Linked DNA regions of Homo sapiens: region 1 is linked to region 2. A link is a loop called in an ENCODE intact Hi-C map of the cell type or tissue named here. Cell type or tissue: dorsolateral prefrontal cortex. All regions are shown on one strand. Links, peaks and the distances in the headings refer to the core of each region. The heading gives the core; the rest is flanking DNA. Region 1 overlaps SHROOM4 (shroom family member 4). Region 2 overlaps SHROOM4 (shroom family member 4).

Region 1 (10,611 bases), core at 1,743-9,742, 52 kb after region 2:
CTCTCTCTCTCTCTCCCCCTACCCCCCCTCCATTTTCACTGTGGCCATTAGACAGAACCACAGCTCTTCTCCCAGAACCCACCACCAGCAGCTCCTGTTCTAGTCCAGGCCCTTGAAACTTTATGCCCCAAATACTGCAGAAGTCTGCCGGCCTGTCTGCCTTGTTCTACCTCCAGTCACTGCTTTTAGGTCATATCATGTTAAACGCCAACTGAATTGGGGTACTCTCCTATTCAAGAATCTTCACTGGCTCCCTATTTCTTACTCTGTCCCACATCAAACGTAAACTAGATCAGTTTCAAAGTCTTCAATAAGCTATCCTTACCCATCAGCTCAATCTCTCATTTCTCTGCTCCAATCACAGCCTGCAACCAGCTCTGTCCCTTCCTGATTCTGTGCCTTTGCTGTTGATATTCCTGTTGATCTAACACAGGCTCTGGGGTCAGACCACCTTTGTTTGAATCCCAGCTCTACCACTCATTAGCTCTGTTGCTTTAGACAGGTGACTTCACTTCTCAGAGCCCTAGTTTTCATGGCAGTAAAATGTGGATAATAGTACCAAATGGGATTGTTGAAAGATCAAATGAGACAATGCAAGTGCTTTGAATCAGGCCTGGCAAGGCCTCGACCAATCATAGTTATGACTATGACTGTTCCCTCTGCCTGGAATGCCCCCTCTCCTTTTGTTAACCTAAATCCTACCTGTTCTTCAAGGTACTGCTCAAGTACCATCTCCTCCAGGAAGCTTGTTCAGGGTAATCTAGCCCTCACAATTGGGTCCATAATAATATGATATTTGATATTGCCCATCATCATTTCATGTGTGTCAGTCTCATCTCACCAACTATACCAAGCCAGTAGGCAATGGGTGAAAAATGAGTGAGACAGATGTAGGTTCAGATCCCCTCTGCCACTTTAGATGTGTGTATCTGTAAGTTGCTTAACCCATCTGAAATTTAGTTTTCTTATCTGAGAAAGGAAACAATAATTCCTATCTGGCTAGGTGACTGTGGGGATTAGAGATAGTATTCTCAAAGCATCTGGGACACAGCCTGATGCACAGCAAGTGGTCAGTAAGTAGCAGGTACTATAATAATGGTTATTAGCTCAGACTTGTACCTTTTGATGGCTCAAGAGTACCCACACCTAGGGTACCATCCACTGTTGAGGTTCTACTGTACCACTACCTTGCCACACTGTGAAACATACCTTACAAAGACTCTTACTATTTTTTTTTTTTTTTTGAGACGAAGTCTCATTCTTGTCGCCAAGCCTGGAGTGCAATGGCACAATCTTGGCTGACTGCAACCTCCGCCTCCCTGGTTCAAGCAATTCTCCTGCCTCAGCCTCCTGAGTAGCTAGGATTACAGGCATGTGCCACCATGCCCAGCTAATTTTGTATTTTTAGTAGAGATGGGGTTTCACCAGGTTGGCCAGGTTCATCTTGAACTCCTGACCTCAGGTGATCCACCCGCTTCGGCCTCCCAAAGTGCTGGGATTACAAGCGTGAGCCACTGCGCCTGGCTGGCCCCTTACTCTTTCTAGGGTTTCTCCAGGAGTAGGAACCAATCCCAAAGTAGACAGAAGAGGGAAGTGGGGGCTTTTAGGACACAGAGAAAACTAAAGACTGGAAGAAGAAAAATCCAAACAGAGGGAGCTGGAGCCAGAGCTAGAGCCTTCTAACCCTAGTTTGGGACAGGAGAATAAACTATCTATATGGTCTACTATTTGGCCTATTATTAGCTCGGAATAGCCCTAGACTTGAAGTCAGTCTACACTTGCATTCAAACTGTAGTTGTGTGGCCATGGGCAAGTCACTTCTGCGAGTTGCAGATTTTTTATCTGCAAAATGGGGAAGATGACCATCTGTTTTTCATGAGTTATGTTTTGGATTAAATGCAGTCCCATGTGTGAAATCAACCAGCATAGTGCCTGACATACTGTATAAACTTAAAGAAAACACACAGCAGGACCACTTATTGAACACTGAAGATGTGCCAGGCACTAAGCATTTCACATGCATTAACTGATTTAATCATCTCTCTAACCTTATGTGAAACAGTTTTATTATTGTTATTATTATTAAGACAGGGCCTCTCTGGCTCTGTTGCCCAGGTTGGAGTGCAATGGTACACTCATAGCTAACTGCAACCTCAGACTCCTGGGCATAAGCTATCCTTCTGTCTCAGCCTCCTGAGTAGCTAGGACTACAGGCTACAGGTGCATGCTACCGTGCCCGGCTAATTTTTTTGTATTTTTTGTAGAGATGGGGTTTCACCATGTTGGCCAGGCTGGTCTTGAACTCCTGGCCTCAAGCAATCTTCCTGCCTGAGCCTCCCAAAGTGCTGGGATTACAGGCATGAGCCACCATGTCCAGCTGGTAAGTTATTATCCCCACTTTACAAATGGAGAACCAGAGATGCATAAAGCTTAAGTGATTCGCCAAGAGCACATAGCTAATAACCAGCAGAATTGGGAATGAAACTCAGATCCTCCAGTTTTTTCCTAGGATACCACACGACCCCTCCTCTCCAAGGAAGAGTCTATCTGAAAAAGCCTGTATTCCTGAGGTTTCCCATAGCAATTCCCTCAAGAAGCAGTCAGCAAAGGGAGGTCTCATTAGTCCTAGAGCTGAAACCATTCCCTCCATAGGCAGTGGGGAGAGAGAGGAGGAGAAACAAACAGAAAAGTAAGAAAATGCCTACGACCAACCATGCAGCTCTAGGCCAAGATGTGAAGGCAGTGACCCCAGTGCTTGCCTTTCTCCTAAGGCTGGCTCAGGCACTATCAATAAGCACACACCTCATCCCATCCTTCATTACTCCAAAATGCTTTTCTTAGGAAGCAAAAAGAAAGAGATATTGAAGAAAGAAAGCAAGAGGGGGAAGAGTGGCAGCAGCCATGGCTACTGGCTGTACCTACCATGGAAGTTGCCCAGGGTGGAGAGATGGCTTGGGAGAGAGCGGGGTATCCGGCTAGCTCAGACTCTCGTTGACAAACCCTCCAGCCAGCGTCCTCCCTTAGCTGGGACCCATCTGCCCTCCAGTTAAGACCTTCTGGGGCGAGGGACCATCAGCCCAAGATGCTGAGTGTGATCCAAGGGGCTCAGGCACAGTCAGGTTCCAGTTCTAAGAACAGGAAGGAGTAGCACTGAAGGCAAGGTATGACCATCAGCCTGGATGGACCTAGATATGGCCACAGCCTTAGGGAACGAAAGCCAGTGTCAAGAGCTGGATAGGAGTGAAGACGCTGCTCCAGGAACCAGCCAGCACCCTGGTGGCAAAGGGAAGGATGAAAGGCACTTCCAGCAGCATAAACAGCCCCCCTGCTCCCTACTCCAACCTCCTCTGAGCCCTGGCCCACCCCCTCGGCAGCTCAGAGGCCAATAAGGAAGCTGGGCCCCCAGCCACTGCTAGAACTCAGGAAAGGAGCAAGGAAATGATGTTTGGGAAAGATAAAGCGGGTGTCTAAAAAGAATTTTTAAAAATACACGTAAGTGAGAGAGAAAAATACCCCAGACACATACACTTAAAAGAATTCCTGTGCTTCCTGGACTGAGTTGACCCCACCCAGCCATCTCTGCAGGTCCTCTGGGCCCCAGAAAAGTACAGATAAGCCAGGACTAGCAGCCTCCAGGTCCAGAGGAGTAGCACTCCAGCTGATTTTATATAGCTGGGGGCAAGTGACTGAGAGATTTTCCAAGGTGAAGGTCCTGGTGAGATACGAAGGCTCACAAACATTTTCGGATGTATTTACAGGGGTCTGCACTTCCTGTGCGGACTTGAGCAGATCCAAAGAAAACCCAATTTTACACCAGAGACTTCAACTCCAGAAAAGGTGCCCATTAGCAATGCTGGAAATGTGGTGTTTGGGGTCAGTGTCCCTGGATTTGCCATGAATTCACTCTGACCTCTGGCAACTTACTCCCACTCTCTGGGCTTCTGTTTCCTCCCTGTAAAATAAAACATTGAATTCAATCGTCACAAATGACCCTTCCCACTCTAGCATGCTATGATGTAGTAGTCCTAGGCCCCAGGCTGAGGTTCCAAATGATGCCCTAAGTGATTAGCGCAGTAGCCAGAATCCAGAGCAGCCCTATGTGGATTTGTTGCACCCCCTAAGCCCAGGCTCAGGCACCAGGATTTAATTTATCTTGGGGAATTAGAGTCAGGGTTTTCCTTTCATTAACACTCCCAATTCCCTACTCCAGTTTCCCTTGGCCTCTGGCCTCAATTCCAGTAATTTCTGGCTCCTGAGAGGGCTTATGCAAACTCCCTTAGGACATGAAGTATGTATGCTAGGGCCTTTCCTCTCTGGGGAAATCATGCCTGGAGGCCCCTTCCCCTTTCTTCCCTCTGTATCTCACAGGAGAGTCTGGGTTGACTTTTATCAACTGTATAGGGGAAAGTTTGGGAGCTTTGAGGAGCATATGGATCTGGCTTACAGTCTCAGCTCTACCATTCACTAGTTGTTTGGCCTTGGGCATGTCACAGAACCTTGGTTTCCTCATCTATAAAACATGCCTGGCATGTAAAAGGCACTCAATAAATGCTATCTGTTTTTAATATTACCCGTATGCAAAATAATAATGAGCGAGGTACCATTAGCAATAAGAAAACTGATTTCTTCAATCCAAATGAAGATAAAAGAGAAAGGACTAGTTAAGAGAAGGCTCAAATGCCAAACCCAGTACACTCTGGAACAGCACTCTCAAATTGTAGTGGGCATACTAATTACCTGGGGATCTTGTTAAAATGCAGATTTTGATTCAGCGAGGCCCAGGTTCTGACTTTTAATAAGCTCCAGAGTGATACTGATGCTCCTGGTGTGATAACCACATTCTGAGTGGCAATATACCAGGACATAATCTGGTCCAAAAAATGCATCAGGTTAAAATCTCTTTTCATTTCATTCCTCAGGCCTGGGTGTCCGGCCGCCCTTGCTCTTCTGGTCGCCAAATGTCTTTCTCCTTTTGCTCAGTGGCCCAGCCCATGCAAACGCTTGCCTGAAGAAGTTTGCCAATCCCCACTTCCTAACAAAATAAAGAGCAACTGGTTTGTTATCAGTGTGACCCTGCCAGTGGCCAGGTGAGGCTGAAGAAATTGTGACTAGAGGTGCAAGCATGTTCATGGAGCTGGCTGAGGTAGGGAGAAAGGGTGCGAAGATGAGAGTTGGGATGTCATCAGATGAGGAGTAGGCAGGTGGGCACAAATAGTGTATACTCAAGAAATCCTTCGTTGAGGGAAGATGAGAGAGAAACTTGAGCGGTTTAGCCAGTTTGGGATTTGGGGAAGAGGTTGGGAGAGGTGGTGGAGGGAAAAGGGCATATGCTCCCATTTAGCGGAGCTGAGTTCCAGATAACATGATCAAGTATGACCTCCTGTGCTCAGGGGACGGTAAAGATGACTGCTTCTTTTCCAAGTACTCAGGAGACGTGAACTTGGCATGGGGGCACAGGAGGGTGGGCACATGCAGCAGAAAAGCCAGAAGCTGGCTCCCAGGAGAGGCCTTATAAAGGCTCTTGTGAGAGGTGAGGGGTGGAGGTGGACCAATTCTGAAAGGAGTCAGTCTCCAGCTGCGCTAGTCAGCTGTCACCCCAGTATCTTCCGATAGCACCATCTGTCTTTGAGCCTGGCTCCCAGCAGACCCCTGAAGAGATACTTGGGAGAAGATGAGCAGAAAGAGAACCATGACTCTGCTCTAACTTAGGGGAAAAAGGAAAATGTAACCCCTGTTGCTTGTGGTTGTGCTCAACCTGAGGCCTGGACCATAACAGAGTGTGGGTACTTTCCTCTTTTTAAAGTATTTATATAAATAGAAGCACAAAATAACGTCCTTGATTAGCTCTGTTTATTTTCTGTGGCTCTTCCAGCCTCCCTCCAAACAGCACATTCCACCTGCCCCACACGAAGAAGCCCAAGCTCATTCTGGCAGGCTCAGCAGGAAGGGAAGCCCACAGACAAGCCGGAGGACAGAACAATGCATGGCTTGTTTATTTGACAGAAGAGGGGAAAAGCTGCCTGGTCACCATGGAGGGACACAGAGCTCTGAAGGCCCACCCCCACCCACTGTTGGCTGGGGTCCTTGCAGCCTGGTAATCAGGAAACCCTTCCTTATTATAGACCCAACCAAGGGGGGAAGAGTGTGTGTGTGTGTGTGTGTGTGTGTGTGTGTGTGTGTGTGTGTGTGTGTAATTTGAAAGAGAACTTTCAGGACAATGGCTTTCTCATCAGTCTGGGAAAGCTATAATCTGGGTCATCTGAGAGATGAATACTCTCTGGAGAAGGGGCTTTTGGTACCCAGCTCTGCCTCCCTGCCTCCCCTCCTCTCCCCACCTCCTCTGAATAGCCAGTTCAAGTTCTTCCATGTAAATCTGCTGGGTCCCCCTCTCCACCCTCCACCTCAGAATCCATCCCTGGCTACAAAGAAACCCAGGGTAGGGAATAAGAAAAGAAGGGAATGTTCGAGTGGAAATAAAGACTCCCCACAAATGCTGTGGTGTGTGTCAGGGGTGCTCTTTGTCTTTCTGCATAGGGAGTGATAACTTCATCTGGCTAGGGCATTACATTTGACCCTCTGCTTCCATTTCTCCATTTTCACATTGAAATCTTTAAGACACAGGGGGACACCTCTTTTTCCAAAGAAGGTTGGCAGGAAGTAACCATACAGATGACTCGGGAAAGCTCTGCACATAGCAGCGGGTAGGAAAATGCTTAGTACTTTAGAAATGCAGTACTCGGGATTCTCTTTCAGAATGGGCTAGAGAGAAATTTCTAGTTTTTCTATATATAGTGTGATAAAACATACCAGTCATAGACTTGTTTAACTGACAGAAGAGGGAAAAAGCTGGCTGATCTTATCAATGATCCTAAAGGCAAAGAGGTGGATAGTGAATATTTCGAAGCTTCTAGGAGCAAGGGGAGCAAGTCCAGAATCTGAATAATGAAAGAGTTTTTTTCCCTCTCCCTTCTATGTACAGAAGTTAAGGGTGCAACACCAGAGGGCTAAGGGAGACTTCAGAGGAGCACATAGGGAAAATGGCATCAAGTTCACAGTGCACCATCTGACTCAACAGATAGCCTTAAAGGTTTTGCCATGATGCCCAGTTTCCTAAACCAACACCCAAAGCGATAAAGAAGGTGGAGGATGTTTGTCCTCCAGCTCTGGTTTCTATCAGTAACATTTATAGCGTCCCTTGGGAAAGAGGCTGTAGGAATAATACCAGTTTTCTTTTCTTCCTCCTTAAAGCCCATTATCCCTTTCAGTTCAAACTCACTGTTCGACCTACCACTTTTCAGAGGTCTGATGGAATCCATAAAGGTTTTCCCCAGAGTCAAGTCTCAAAATCCTCAGAACTACTTCTGGCCACTCCCCAGGTCATCTCTACTACTAAAGACATGGAGCCCTAGGACAATAACCAACAACAGTTAGGACCCCAATAGAAACAAGAACACCCAGTCACTCTGCTTTGATACAACTTGACAATCAGGAGGAGCCAAGACCCAGCAGAGCTGGAGCACAGTGAGCAAGGTGGACTGCAGTGGGAGATGATACTGGGGAGGTGCATAGGCCAGATCATGGAGTTTCCAAAGGCTGAAACAGTTTGAATTTTATTCTCAGTGAAATGGGAAGCTGTTAGAGGTTGTTAAGCAGGGGACTAACATGATGTAAGTTTTATAAAGGTTTGACTTGGCTGATGGATTTGTGTGTGTGGGGGTCAACAGTAGAAGCCAGAGAACCATTTAAAGGGGCTATTATAGGTAAGAGATAATGGTGGTTTGTTCTAGGAAAGTAGCAGTTGGGACAAGAACAAGAGATTTGATTAGAGGTATTTTGAAGAGGTAGGGCTGACAGTATTTGTTGATGGACTGAATATGGAGAATGAGGAAAAAAGAATGAGCTATGATACTTGAGTCACCTGGCATCTGTACCTTCTTAGCACAGTATTCATTCCTGAAACTGAGTCATTAGGGGCTCTAAAAAGAAAATTGGCAGTCTTCACTATTGTTTTGTCCAAGCATTTACAGAGCTCCTCTATCTACATTTAAGGTGTTTGGAGAGGTACTAGGCAACATGCCAAAATGAAGAAGAAGTAATCCCTGTGCTCAAGGAATTAAGTGTGGTAGAGGGTGGATGAAAAATACCTAGAAAACCATTAAAAAGGATGGAATGTCAGAAGTATCAGAAAGGAAATGCTAACAAAATGAGAGTCAAAAGAAGGAGAGAGCACTGCTGCCTGAATCAAGAATGGCATCACAGAGCCTCTGAGCTGATTTTGGAAGAGTCAATACAATCACCACTGAAGATGACTGGGAGAGAGGCCATGCCAGATTTGCATGAACAGAAGTGAGAAGCACAGGAATACCATGAAGGAAGAAAACACAGTTTTTATAAGGCACAGAGGAAGTGAAATTAGAATGATTCAAGAGCATGGTGGGCCTTAAGAGTCAAGTTAAAGCCTTTACTTCACATAATCCAATAAGCAAGAGAGAGCCCTTGGAAGTTCCAGAGTAGGAGAGCAATATGGTACGAGCGGTATTATAGGAAAGTTATTATGGTAGCCATGTGTAGGATAAATTATGTGGATAGATACTGGAAGCATAGAGAAGTGAGTAAGCTAATGGAATAGACACAATAAAAGGTAAAATCAGAGCAATGGCAGTGGGGATGGAGCAGAAAGGAAGAATGTGACAGAGAATCAACAGCGTTGGACTGCTAATTACATAAGCAGAGAGAACAGATGACTGTGAAGCACCTAGAAGGCTGATATCAGTAATCTAAATAGCAAAGTCATAGGCAAGAACCAGCTTTAGGAAACATGAGTTTGATTTCAGATATTAGTTTGTTATGCTAGCAAATTCTGTAGGTAGGTGTGCCCAGCGAGCAGCTTGATGTGTGGACTGCAGTGCTAGAAAGAGGTTGGGGCACGGTATGGACATGTGGTCACTATCCAGAGGAGGCAGCCGAGGCTGTTGCCGTGGATGTGACTGCCCACGGTGAATGTATGCAAAGGAGACGGGGGATGATAGATCTCTGCAGAGCTATAGTTCAGTGAGAAGAGGAAGAAGAGCTGGTAATAGAGACAAAACAATGAAATGCCATTTTCAGTCATATTGGCAATACTTTCTAAAGGTAAGTGCTGACAAAGTTGTGGGGAAATAGATATACATTGGTGGGTGGGAATGGAAATGGGTACACACTTGCTTAAGGGAATTTTGGCATATGTTATCAGAAGACTTAAAATGTTTCTACTGTGCTTGCTTTGGCTGACATAACTAAAATTGCAATGATACAGAGATTAGCATGGTTCCTGCACAAGGATAATGCACAAATTTGTGAAATGCTCTGTATTTTTACTGCAATTAGTGGTAATGGTTTCACAACCTTGTGAATGTACTAAAACCCACTGAATTACACACTTGAAATAGTGAATTTTATGGTATGTGAATTATATTTAAGAAATTTCATATCCTTTGATCCAGTTTTTCCACTCCTAGGATTTTATCCTAAGAAAGCCATTAAAGATGTACACATTTATTTATGTACTTGAAGTGTCTTCCACTGCAGGGTTATTCATAATGGTAAAATTTGGAATATCCTAGCTGTCCAACATTTAGGAAGAGTTAGAACATATTGTGCATTTACATGGAGGAATAATAGTTTGTCATTACAAACCATGTTTTTGAAGACTACTTAATGATCCTGAAAAAGGCTCACAATGTAATGGTAAATTTAAAAATTGTATATAAACCTGAACATATTACAAGTTCAATTCAAGAACTATATATGCATATATACATATTCTTATACAGATATGCAAATATTGAAAGGCTGGATGTAAATGTACTAATATTGTATCAGTGGGTATTTATCTTTGTGTGGTGGAATTAAGGGTTATTTTTATTTTTCATACTTTTAAATCATTTCTAGATTTTATACACCACACATGTATTACCTTTTAAATAAAAAGAGGTTTCTTTTTTTGAGATGGAGTCTTGCTCTGTTGCCAGACTGGAGTGCAGTGGTGTGATCTTGGCTCACTGCAACCTCCGCCTCCCAGGTTCAAGAGATGGCCCTGCCTCAGCCTCCCGAGTAGCCGGGACTGCAGGCACGTGCCACCACGCCTGGCTAATTTTTTTTTTTTTTTGTATTTTAGTAGAGATGGGGTTTCACCATGTTGGCTAGGATGGTCTCCATCTCCTGACCTCGTGATCCGCCCACCTCGATCTCCCAAAGTGCTGGGATTATAGGCGTGAGCCACCGCAACCAGCCATAAAAAGAGGTTTCTAAAGAAAAATGTCACCATTCTACATGGACATATCATTTACCCAGGCAACTGTCTGATATAACTGTCTGACATATTCTTAAATTAGGAATCTGCAATTATACTGGTGATTTCACTTAACTATTTCAAAGATCTAGATTTTTCCCTCAGGGAAATCAGCCTAGAGCCCACCAACCTAGCAAAATGCTTTTTTTCCACATAATTTTGCTGCTTGGCAGTGGATTCTTTTGTCTTACTATTTTTTAAAAATTCCATCTGACAGTTTTTTACCCTTAATATTAGCACTGGGAGCTATTCTTTGCTGTGAGAGTAGACCAGGGCTGGAA
Region 2 (10,243 bases), core at 2,244-10,243:
TTTGATTCCTACTTTAGCTTTATAATAAAAGTTAACATTCATTGGGTACTTATTGTCCTAAGTACTTTGCATGGATTAACTCAATAATTCCTCACAACACAAGGATGTATTTTTGTTTCCACCATTTGACAGAAGAGGACATCCAGGTACAGGGAAGTTAAACATGCTCAAGGTTACACAATGTGTAAGTGGTGGAGCCAGTATGAAAACCTACGTGGTGTGGGTTCCAGTGTCCAGGCTTGGAACTGCCTCTGTAAGAGAAGGATTACTATCCTCATTATTTGCTAAGGCTCAATAAATAAAGTGACTTCCAAGGTCACATTAACAGAGCTGTCTGACTCCAAAGCTGAAGATGCTTTACTTTTCCTTATATTGTTCTACTTCAATCTCACCTCAATAAAAATAAATCTAGCAGCTAACATTTATCAAATACTTACTACATGGCAGACATTATTTTAAGTGCTTCATGTGAATTATCTCATTTAATCAACATAGTAACACTTTGAGGTGGGGCTTTTATTAGCCCCCTTCTGTAGATGAAGGTATTAAGGTTGAGAGGAGTCAAGTAACTTATTAAGGTGACACAGTAAATTGGTAGAATCAGGATTTAAAACTTGGTTTATTTGCCCAATGAGCCGAAGCTCTTATCCATTCTACCACAATATTTGCCTAGAAATATTGCCCCTCCTTCCCAATAGTAGTCCCTCCCATCTCTCTTATTTTTGCTGAAGTCTTAGTACAAGGCTGAGACTACTGTTTGTCCTTATGTTGCTGGGTCTTCCAGGTCTTCAAGGGGAAGGTTGTAATAGTAAAGTCACTCCCAAATTCAAATATTGTAAATATTGTACCCTTTGGAGTCAGGAATGAAGTACATGCTCACCATCAACTCAGATTTTTGTCAAGAGGAATGAGACTGATGGAAATAATCAATAGCTTTTTTAAAAAAACACACTTATTGAGAAATAATTCATATACCATTTAGCACACCCATTTAAAATGTATACTTCAATGGTTTCCAGTACATTCAGAGTTGGACAACCAGGATGACAATCTAATTTTATAATATTTTCATCATCCCCAAAAGAAACCCCATGCCTATTGCCCCTGAGCCCCCAGCCTTGACAACCACTAATCTGCTTTCTACCTTTATAGATTTGCCTGTTTGGGACATTTCATATAAATTAAATCATACAATATGTGGTCTTTTGTGATTGGCTCCTTTCACTTAGCATATTTTCAAGGTTCATCAATGTTACATGTATCAGTATTTTATCCATTTTTATGGCTAAATAATACCCTACTGTATGCATATATCAAAGTTTGTTTATCCATTCCTCAGTGGATGGACATTTGGGTCATTTCCACTTTTTGGCTATTATGAGTAATGCCACTTTAAACATTCATGTTCACGCTTTTGTTTGAACACCTGTTTCCAATTCTCTTGGGTATATACCTAGGGATGGAATTGCTAAGTCATGTGGAAATTCTATGTTTAACATTTGGAGAAACTGCCAAGCTGTTTTTCAATGAGGTTGCATCAATTTACATCCCCATCAGCAATGTATGAGTGTTCCAATTTCTTCATTTCCTCACCAACACTTGTTATTGTTTGGCTTTTTGATATAGCTATTCTAGTGGGTATGAAGTGGTATCTCATTGTGGTCTTGATTTGCATTTCCCTAATGAATAGTAGTGCTTGAGCATCTTTCCCTGTGCTTGCTAGCCAGTTGCATATTGCTATAAGCTGAATGTTTGTGTCCTCTCCAAACTCACATGCTGAAGCCCTAATCCCCAATGTGATGGCATATGGAGGTGGGGCCTTTGAGAGGTAAATTGGTTTAGATGAAGTCACAAGAGTAGGCATTCATAATGAAATTATAATGCCCTTATAAGAAGGGGAAGAGACCAGATCCCTTTCTTTTTTTTGAGACAGAATCTCGCTCAGTCACCCAGGCTGGAGTGCAGTGGCTCAATCTCTGCTCACTGCAAGCTCCGCCTCCTGGGTTCACGCCATTCTCCTGCCTCAGCCTCCCGACTAGCTGGGACTACAGGCACCTGCCACCATGCCCTGCTAATTTTTTTGTATTTTTTTTAGTAGAGATGGGGTTTCACCGTGTTAGCCAGGATGGTTGCGATCTCCTGACCTCCTGATCCGCCCGCCACGGCCTCCCAAAGTGCTGGGATTACAGGCGTGAGCCACCGCGCCTGGCCGAGACCAGATCCCTTTCTGTCTTTGCTGAGGACACAGCCACAAGGTAGCCATCTGCAAACCATAAAGTGGGCCCTCACAAGGCATTGAATCTGCTGGCATCTTGCTCTCAGATTTCCCAGTCTCCAGGACTGTGAGAAATAAATGTTATTTAAGACAATCAGTCTATGGTAGTATGTTATAGCAACCCAAGCATACTAAAACACATATTTTCTTTGAAGAAATGTCTATTACAATCTGTTAACCCATTTTTAATTGGTTATTTTTATCATTGAGTTGTAAGAGTCCTTTTCATATTTTGAAGTATCTGATATGCAAATATTTTCTCCTAATATTATGTTGCTTGTCTTTTCACTTTTTTATATGGTATATTTTTAGCACAAAAGTTTTTAATTTTGATTTACTCCAATTTATTTCTATTTCTTGTATCACTTGTGCAAATCGTCTTAACATTAGGAAGACTTATTACAATGTTTTCTTCTAAGAATTTTATAATTTTGACTCTTACATTCTATAATCCATTTTGAGTTGATTCTTGCATGTGATTTAAGGAAAACTTCATTTTTTCCCATGTAGATACCCAGTTGTCTCAGCATCATTTGTTAAAAAACTATTCTCTCCTCAATTTCTCTTGGGACCCTTGTTGAAATTAACTAACCATATACATGAGGATTTATTTCTGGACTCTCAATTTAATTCCATTTATTTATACACCTACCCTTGTGTCTGTACCACACTGTCTTGATTACTGTAGTTTTGCAGTAAGTTTTGAAGTTGGGATGTATGAGCCCTCCAACTGTTCTTTTTAAAGATTGTTTTGACTGTTCCAGGTCCCTTGTAATTCCATATGAATTTTAGAATCAGCTTGTAAACTTACACAAGGAAGCCACTGGAATTCTGATAAGCACTGGATTGAATCTGTAGATCAATTTGGGGCACATTTCATCTTAACAATACTAAGTCTTCCAATCCATGAACATGGAGTGTCTTTCCATTTATTTTGATCTTCTCTAATCTCTTTCAACAATGTTTTATAGTTTTCAGTGTAAAAGTTTCGCACTTCTTTTGTTAAATTATTCCTAAGTACTTTTTTCTTTTTGATGCTATTGTAAATGGAACTGTTTTCTTTCTTTCTTTCTTTCTTTCTTTTCTTTCTTTCTTTCTTTCTTTCTTTCTTTCTTTCTTTTTGAGACAAAGTCTCACTCTGTTGCCCAGGATGGAGTGCAGTGGTGTGGTCTCAGCTCACTGCAATCTCTGCCTTCCAGGTTCAAGCAATTCTCCTGCCTCAGCCTCCCGAGTAGCTGGGACTACTGGTGCGTGCCACCACACCTGGCTAATTTTTTGTATTTTTAGTAGAGATAGGGTTTCACCGTGTTAGCCAGGATGGTCTTGATCTCCTGACCTCGTGATCCACCTGCCTCGGCCTCCCAAAGTGCTGGGATTTCAGGCGTGAGCCACCATGCCCGGCCGGAACTGTTTTCTTAATAACATTTTCGGATTGTTCATTTGATCTTGTGTTTTAACCTTGTATCCTGCAACTTTCCTAAATTCATCCAGGCAGGTAGTTGTGAGCAACACGAGAAGAGCAAGAATATGCCTGGGATAAGGAAAAAATGAATTGAGTAGATCAGGACTATAATAATGGTTACCATGTACTGAATATGTTTTCAACAAGTCAGTACTTCCCATGCTGTAATATGTTCATGAATCTCCTGGAAATCTAGTTAAAATTCAGACTGCTATCACTGGGTTTGGGGTGGGCCTGGGATTCTGCCTAATAACTTCTTGGATTGTTAGTGGCTTTTATTTATTATTTTCAAGTTACAATAACTGCAAGCAAGATAATACTGTTCCCATTTTACAGATAAGAAAATGACCTCAGAAGTTGAGCTAGTAGCCCAGGTTCATTGAATAAGTGGCAGAACCAGGATTTGAACACAGTTCATTCTAATGCCAAAGCTGGACTCTTTCTACTCTACCACAATGGATATCTTGAGTAGAAGGAGGATAGTTGGAATGTGAACAGAATATGGATCACGAAAAAAGAAAGCTTTTCAATGTCAGAGTTGCTTCCTGGAATACATTTGAGTCTAATCTTTGAGGTTGCCTTGGAGAGCAGATCACCAAGGCCCTTGCTTTCCAGGGAGCTGAGCATGAAGGTGTGAGATTGGACTATCAGCTAGAAGTAAGATGAAAATACTAGACAGAATTCAAGATTGGAAGAAGTCTAGAAAGAATGGCTTACCTTCGATCAGGCTAGACTCCAGAACTAGACTCTGTATACTGCTTAGGTCTATACCTGAGATTACACCTATTGTTGACTTTTTCTGCATTCTAAACATGGGGTTAGACTGGATGTGATGTTGCCACTGAGTAACCAGAGAGGAAGAAATATATCAGTGAGCTAAAGGGCAGGGCTGTGATCCTGAGATCCTTCTGAGTAGAAAAATACCATGCTTCAATACTGTGATAACAACAGAAATAACCAATGGCTTAAACTCTGTACCCCCTACTCAGGATGGTCTTGAAATAGATGTCTAAAAGCTGTTCCCCTAAAAAGGCTATGGCAGATCCTGCTATTTAACTGGGGATGATGAATGGTATAGCATCAATACCATCCCTCAGAGGCCAGGGTAAGGGTTTAGGGATGTGGGTAAGGGTCTGGTCATATGTTTATCTGTGAAGGACTATGGATAGGTGACCAAATTCCTTTCCAGTACTTTTCAGCAGAATCTTTAGACTTCCATCACCTGAGTTAAAACACATGAGATTTTTTTTTGTCCTTAGCACCTTTTATTGAAATATGACCCTTGATGACAATCTGGCAGGCATATCTATGTCAGCCAAGAAGGGAGTGGTGGAGGACACAAATGCAGAAACAACAAGATTTGGAAAAAGAATAGCTTCACATGGGATAGATGACCCCCAACAGCTGTACAACCAACACTGGTTCTTCATCTATAGAAACTGTCCCCTGCCCCACCCCCCCAAAAAGATCTACTAATCTTCAAATAATATAATATGCTGTTGCAGAAATATTATTGGCATAGACGACTCCTCTGGCAAAGCTCCAAATGGGTGGAAGTGGCCAGAAATGGGCCCAGCTTCCTCCATCTGGGGCTTGCTACTGGCAGAGCAGCACTGTCAGGGAGGGTCGGGTTCAGGATGTGGCTCTGGTGTGCCTGGGCAGCTTTATGGCACATGAGGTTAAATGGAAAACAGAACCTGAACCTAACCTTGAAGGAGGCTTTTTATCTTTTCACCTCTCCTTTTCTTTGCTTCCAATTTCTTCCTTTCTAGGGCTTTATTTTCAGTGTCTCTGTCTTATTCTGTCAGATTCTACTTGGGCATTTACAGCTATATCCTGGTTGAGTCTCCAGCTGTGGGACTCAGGAAGATTCAATTATCCAGAGCCCTGGGAGGTGGCAGGAGGGGTTGGGGGGACATGTGATAGTAACTCATGCACTGACTTCTCTATCAGCCATCATGCTTGCCTATTACCCATGGGGGCCTGTATAAGTATTTGACGGGAGACAGCAGAAGTTAAGACTGATAACTGTCTTTGGGGATCTCCCTTGGCCTGCCTTCCAAACTGCTACTCACTGGCAGGCCTTGGAGGAGGGCTGAGCCCAGGAACTGAGAACAGGGGAGAGAGACTGCATCTCAAGTAATACTGGCAGTGTTGCAGCACCGTCACACACAATGAGACTGCCCTGGCAGGAGTGTGGCACGCCAGTGTCTGTTTAGCAGTTCACCTTTATCTACCAAGCTTCACTGCTAGATATACTTTTGGGGTTATTTTTTAAATGCTTTGGCAACTTTCCCTCCATGTGAAAATGAGCATCCTTGTGTTCTGATTCTAACTCTAGAAACTAATTTGAGATGGGATTAAGAACAAAAATAACAGAGTTAATAGTATTTTTGGTGTCATAAACTTAAGGTACAACCAATCACATGCTGACTAGAAAAACTCAAGACTATGGCCATAGTGTCCAGGTAAGTGACCGTTCTTTTCCCTAGGCCCATATTCCCAAAAAGGTGCTCTAGCCCACAAATTCTGAGAATGATGAAACATATCAGCCTCATCCTCCCAATACAGGACATCTCAATTTGCTCATTGTTTGTCCTAGAGCCTGCTCAGAAGAAAAGATGACAACTATGGCCTCCATTGAAAGCACTCCCCTACCTTCTCAATCTTGGCTGGCTTGTGTAAGCCTAGCCCCTGCAAGCCACCAGCCTTCCTGAATAAAGTAGAATCTTCCACTGGAGGGGAGAATGGCAGGGTTGCCATTCTAACAGTGTTTCTGGCAGCAGTACTAAGAGCAAACCCAGAGCTCCACAGAAAGGCTTACCCCACCCCCTACCCCAGGACACCCTGCTGGCCAAGATTCTCCCATTGTTTTCAAATACAATGAAGAGGAAATGGAAGCTAGTGACAAGTATTTGTAACAGCAGCAAAAGTTCCTTGGCAAATTCTTTGGTTGAATGAGACATCCCTGCTGCTACAGTTGACCTTCAAGGACCCTGAGGAACTCAGCAGTAACTAGAAGAGATGCCAGGCCTTGGCTGGGTTGTGTGATACCAAGGATTGGCCCCAGTTAGTGAGGAACAGGGAGCTAAGCTGGATAACAGGGCAGCATTTGGCCATAACCCCCTTCTTGCCATCGTCCACCTGAGGGCTGCTTTTCCAGCATAGAAACTAGCTACTGGTGTCAGGGCCTTGGCAACAGCAGCAGTTTTAGTTGTTTGTATGCCTAAGATCCTGGCTGGGTCTTCAATTGCTCTGGGGAGCTGGCTCTGGCTGGAGCTCCCAGCTACCTTGAGTTTTGGTTCCCTTGAGCCAGGCCACAGGCTGAGAAAGCAATGGTTAGAGGAGTTCCTTCTGAGCTCACCTCTACTGATCCCATAGCTTGGAGATGGTAGAGAAATGACTGAACCTTTCTCCATTTCAGGAGATTTCTTTGGTTTCAAAAAGAAATCAGTAAGAAAAACTTAAACCCTGCTGGGGAATGCTAAACTCAAGTCACTTAGACTTTAAGGGAAGCACAAGGCCAGGCCACAGTAGGGAGGCTCTGAGTTCAAGGGGAAAACTCCTTCCTAGACATCGGTAGCTATGGTGGGAACAATTCAACGCCTTGGCACTTGCTTACCTAGCCACGGTGGATTCAGGCTGATCTGCAGAAAATGCTTTCCTTCTGGGCTAACTTTTCCCTCTCCAACTTCCCTCTTCTCGCCTTATTAGTTAAAAAAGAAAAAAATAATCAAAACATAAAAATAAATAAAATCAAAAGGCCATTTAAAATATAACAATAAGAACCCCCTCCCCCAATAATGAAACCTACATCTAGAAGTCAGTTTTAGTAGAGCTATTAATGGCCCATATGGTGAAGCCCTGGGGTAGGCACCTGCGGTAACCCCCAGCAATGTAAAGGAAAGATGAAACAAGAGGTGGTAGGACCAAAGTCTTAGGACAGGAAGAGGGTCACACTAGCCAGGGCTAAGAGTAGGCCTCTTCCCCTGAACTTGCTGCTGGGAAAGGTAAGGGTAGAGCCTATTTAAACCTGGTTCCTTCCTAAGGGGCACCTGGGGGTACTCAACCTTTGCTTGCATTTTTTTCAGTGTAATTCCTCCCTCTGTGCTTTCCCCTGCAAAGCTTGGGTGAGGCCCTGAAACTGGTGCCAGGTGAATGCCCTCAAGGCAGCCAGCTCTCTGTGAGAAATGGCTGGCCACAAGCCCTGGGGCAGAGTAGAGCTGCAAGGCAGATTCCCTCTGAGCCTTTAGAGGCTGTTGATGATATGGGTGGGTGATGAGTACTTGATGTCTTTGGTGTCCTAGTACAAAGCAGAATGAAGGCACTTCCTTGGTTCTCTGTGCAGCAAGTACTTGCCCTTGGCAACTGTGGGAAGGAGAGTGTGGTTCTAAGATCACACCTTGCTGCAGCTCCCTTGGGTAGAAGCTTGTGGCTTCCCCAGGGTCTCCTAGCTGGTTAGGACCACTGCTAGGGAAGGGGTAGTGAGAGACATCCAGGGTAGAGGGCTGGAACAAACTGCTAATTGCTATCTACTTGCTGAGAAACTGCTAACAAAGAAGATTGAAAGCACTTCCCACATGGCTGGGCAGGGATGCTGTGGCAGAGTGCTGGTAGAATTAGAAATTGCTGGGCCCCAGGAGTAGACTCTCCCTGAGACATTTGAGTTGCTCTTCCCCGAGCTTGATCTTCTCCTCCAGCTCTCGCTGTTCAATGATGAGAGCAGATTTCATCTTGACAAAGTGCTGGTAATCTTGGAGCTGGTCCTGAGGCAGGTAGCGGGAGACCATGCCAAACACCAACTTCTCCCGGCGGTCCACGTGCTCCTTCAGCTCCTTGGCATCTGCCAACTGCCCCGTCAGCTGCTGCTTCTTCTCTATCAGTACCAACTGGGGAAGCAGAGGACCAAGTAAGGGCTCTCTCAATTACCAGGCATCTGTCCAACAGTGCTGCCTAGCAGTACTCCACCAGAGATGCTGCCACAAAGCAGCTATACATTCTGCTAATTAGTCAGTCCTAGATTTTCTGCCCTGAAGTCTACCTCCATGCAAAAGCCTTTGTTTCCTGTAGCAGGAGGGTAAACATGACAACAATTCTGGATAGGGGATGTGAAATTACCTCTTTCCATCTCTTTAACGCTGTCTTCAATGTAGGGACCACCACTGGGCTTGGGGTGGAGGAAGGCTCTGACAAAGCCAGCCTGTGTCCCTTTCACCTGGTGAACAACTGTCACTGTGGAGGTGCTTTCTGTATGATGTGTGTGTCTGTGTGAGTGGATATGTGTGAGTGTATGTGTCTGTGTATGTATGTATATGTATGTAGATATGTGCCTCTTGTTGTGGATTCAAAGGTATATCCAAAGCCACCTGTATAGGGAAAGGTGATGCAATTTTGGTTCAGGAGTATATGCATAGTGACCCAACCTGTGAAACTGACAGCTTTCCAATCTCAAATACTTGATGAGACCTCCCCCTCCAACTCTAGAGTGAGGCAAAACTGCTGCTGCTACTACTACTACTGGGAGCTAGCATTGATTCAGTGTTTACCCTGTCCCAGGCCCTGTTTTATGTAATTAACATAAACTAATTTAATTCTCACAATAATCCCATAAGGCAGGTAGTATGCTCACCTCATTTTACAGGTGAAGAGATTGAGGCAGAGTGACGTTATGTAAGTTGTCCACAGTCACACAGCTAATAAATGGTAGGGCAAGAATTTCAGGGCACTTAAAAGCCAGTGTTCACACTCTTATTTTTTTATTTTATTATTATTATTTTTTTTGAGACAGGGTCTTGCTCTGTCACCCAGGCTGGAGTGCAGTGGCACAATCTTTGCTCACGGCAGTCTCCGCCTCCCAAGCTCAAGCAAACCTTCCACCTCAGCCTCCGGAGTAGCTGGGATTATAGGCATGCGCCACCCTGCCAGACTAATTTTTGTATTTTTAGTAGAGATGGGGATTCACTAAGTTGCCCAGGTTGGTCTCAAACTCCTGGACTGAAGCAATCTGCCCGCTTTGGCCTCCCAAAGTACTGGGATTACAGACATGAGCCACCGTGCCCATCCTCAGTGCTCACATGCTTTTAATCCCATGCTCTACTGTTTCCTATAGTAGCCCAACTTGAAAGAGGGAGCCCTGAGAAGAAACAAATGGTATTTCCCTCTACCCACACCCCACAGACCCCAACTCTACCTTCTCCTGGTTGGCCTCTGAATCGATGCTGTTCAGAGCATTCTCCACCCGGGCCAGTCGTCCAGAGAGTGACAGCAACAGGTTGACCACTTTGTCCAGGTCCCCAACAAACAAGTGGTACTTTTCAAATTCATTGGATTTGCAGACGGCTTTTAAGTTGGCCTCCACCTCCTCCCCAAGGGCAGAATTGGCATTGATGTCCTCTAGCAGCCCTCGCTGGGCCTCCCGCAAGACAGAAAGTTTTCTGCTGATGCTTTCGATAAGCTGTATCTAGGGGAATTAAACAGGAGAAGACAAAGGATGAGAATGGGGATCA

Evidence for each region. Hi-C counts contacts between places; a loop is a spot of excess contacts. Peaks named below come from ENCODE experiments on the same cell type or tissue, not always from the same donor. Only the 100,000 strongest peaks of a DNase experiment are listed, where the experiment ranks them.
Region 1: it touches region 2 in a loop (2.0-fold over the local background); 3 of 110 quality-filtered maps call a loop at or near these places.

The regions. Positions count from the first base shown.
Region 1 is chrX:50,640,386-50,650,996 of GRCh38, forward strand. All of the region lies in intron 2 of SHROOM4 (shroom family member 4), which reads right to left. It also overlaps the pseudogene RNU6-935P. Among named protein-coding and RNA genes, the nearest start is that of SHROOM4, 170 kb to the right of the region's middle. In dorsolateral prefrontal cortex, for the core only: no CTCF peak of the experiment used is centred there; a DNase peak (open chromatin) is centred at 6,046; H3K4me3 peaks cover 1,383 bases; H3K27ac peaks cover 1,359 bases; H3K27me3 peaks cover 7,748 bases.
Region 2 is chrX:50,588,339-50,598,581 of GRCh38, forward strand. It overlaps SHROOM4 (shroom family member 4), which reads right to left. Exons shown (of 9, transcript NM_020717.5): 8 at 9,928-10,197; 9 at 1-8,626. The coding sequence ends at 8,357. Among named protein-coding and RNA genes, the nearest start is that of DGKK, 120 kb to the left of the region's middle. In dorsolateral prefrontal cortex, for the core only: no CTCF peak of the experiment used is centred there; no DNase peak of the experiment used is centred there; H3K27me3 peaks cover 5,501 bases.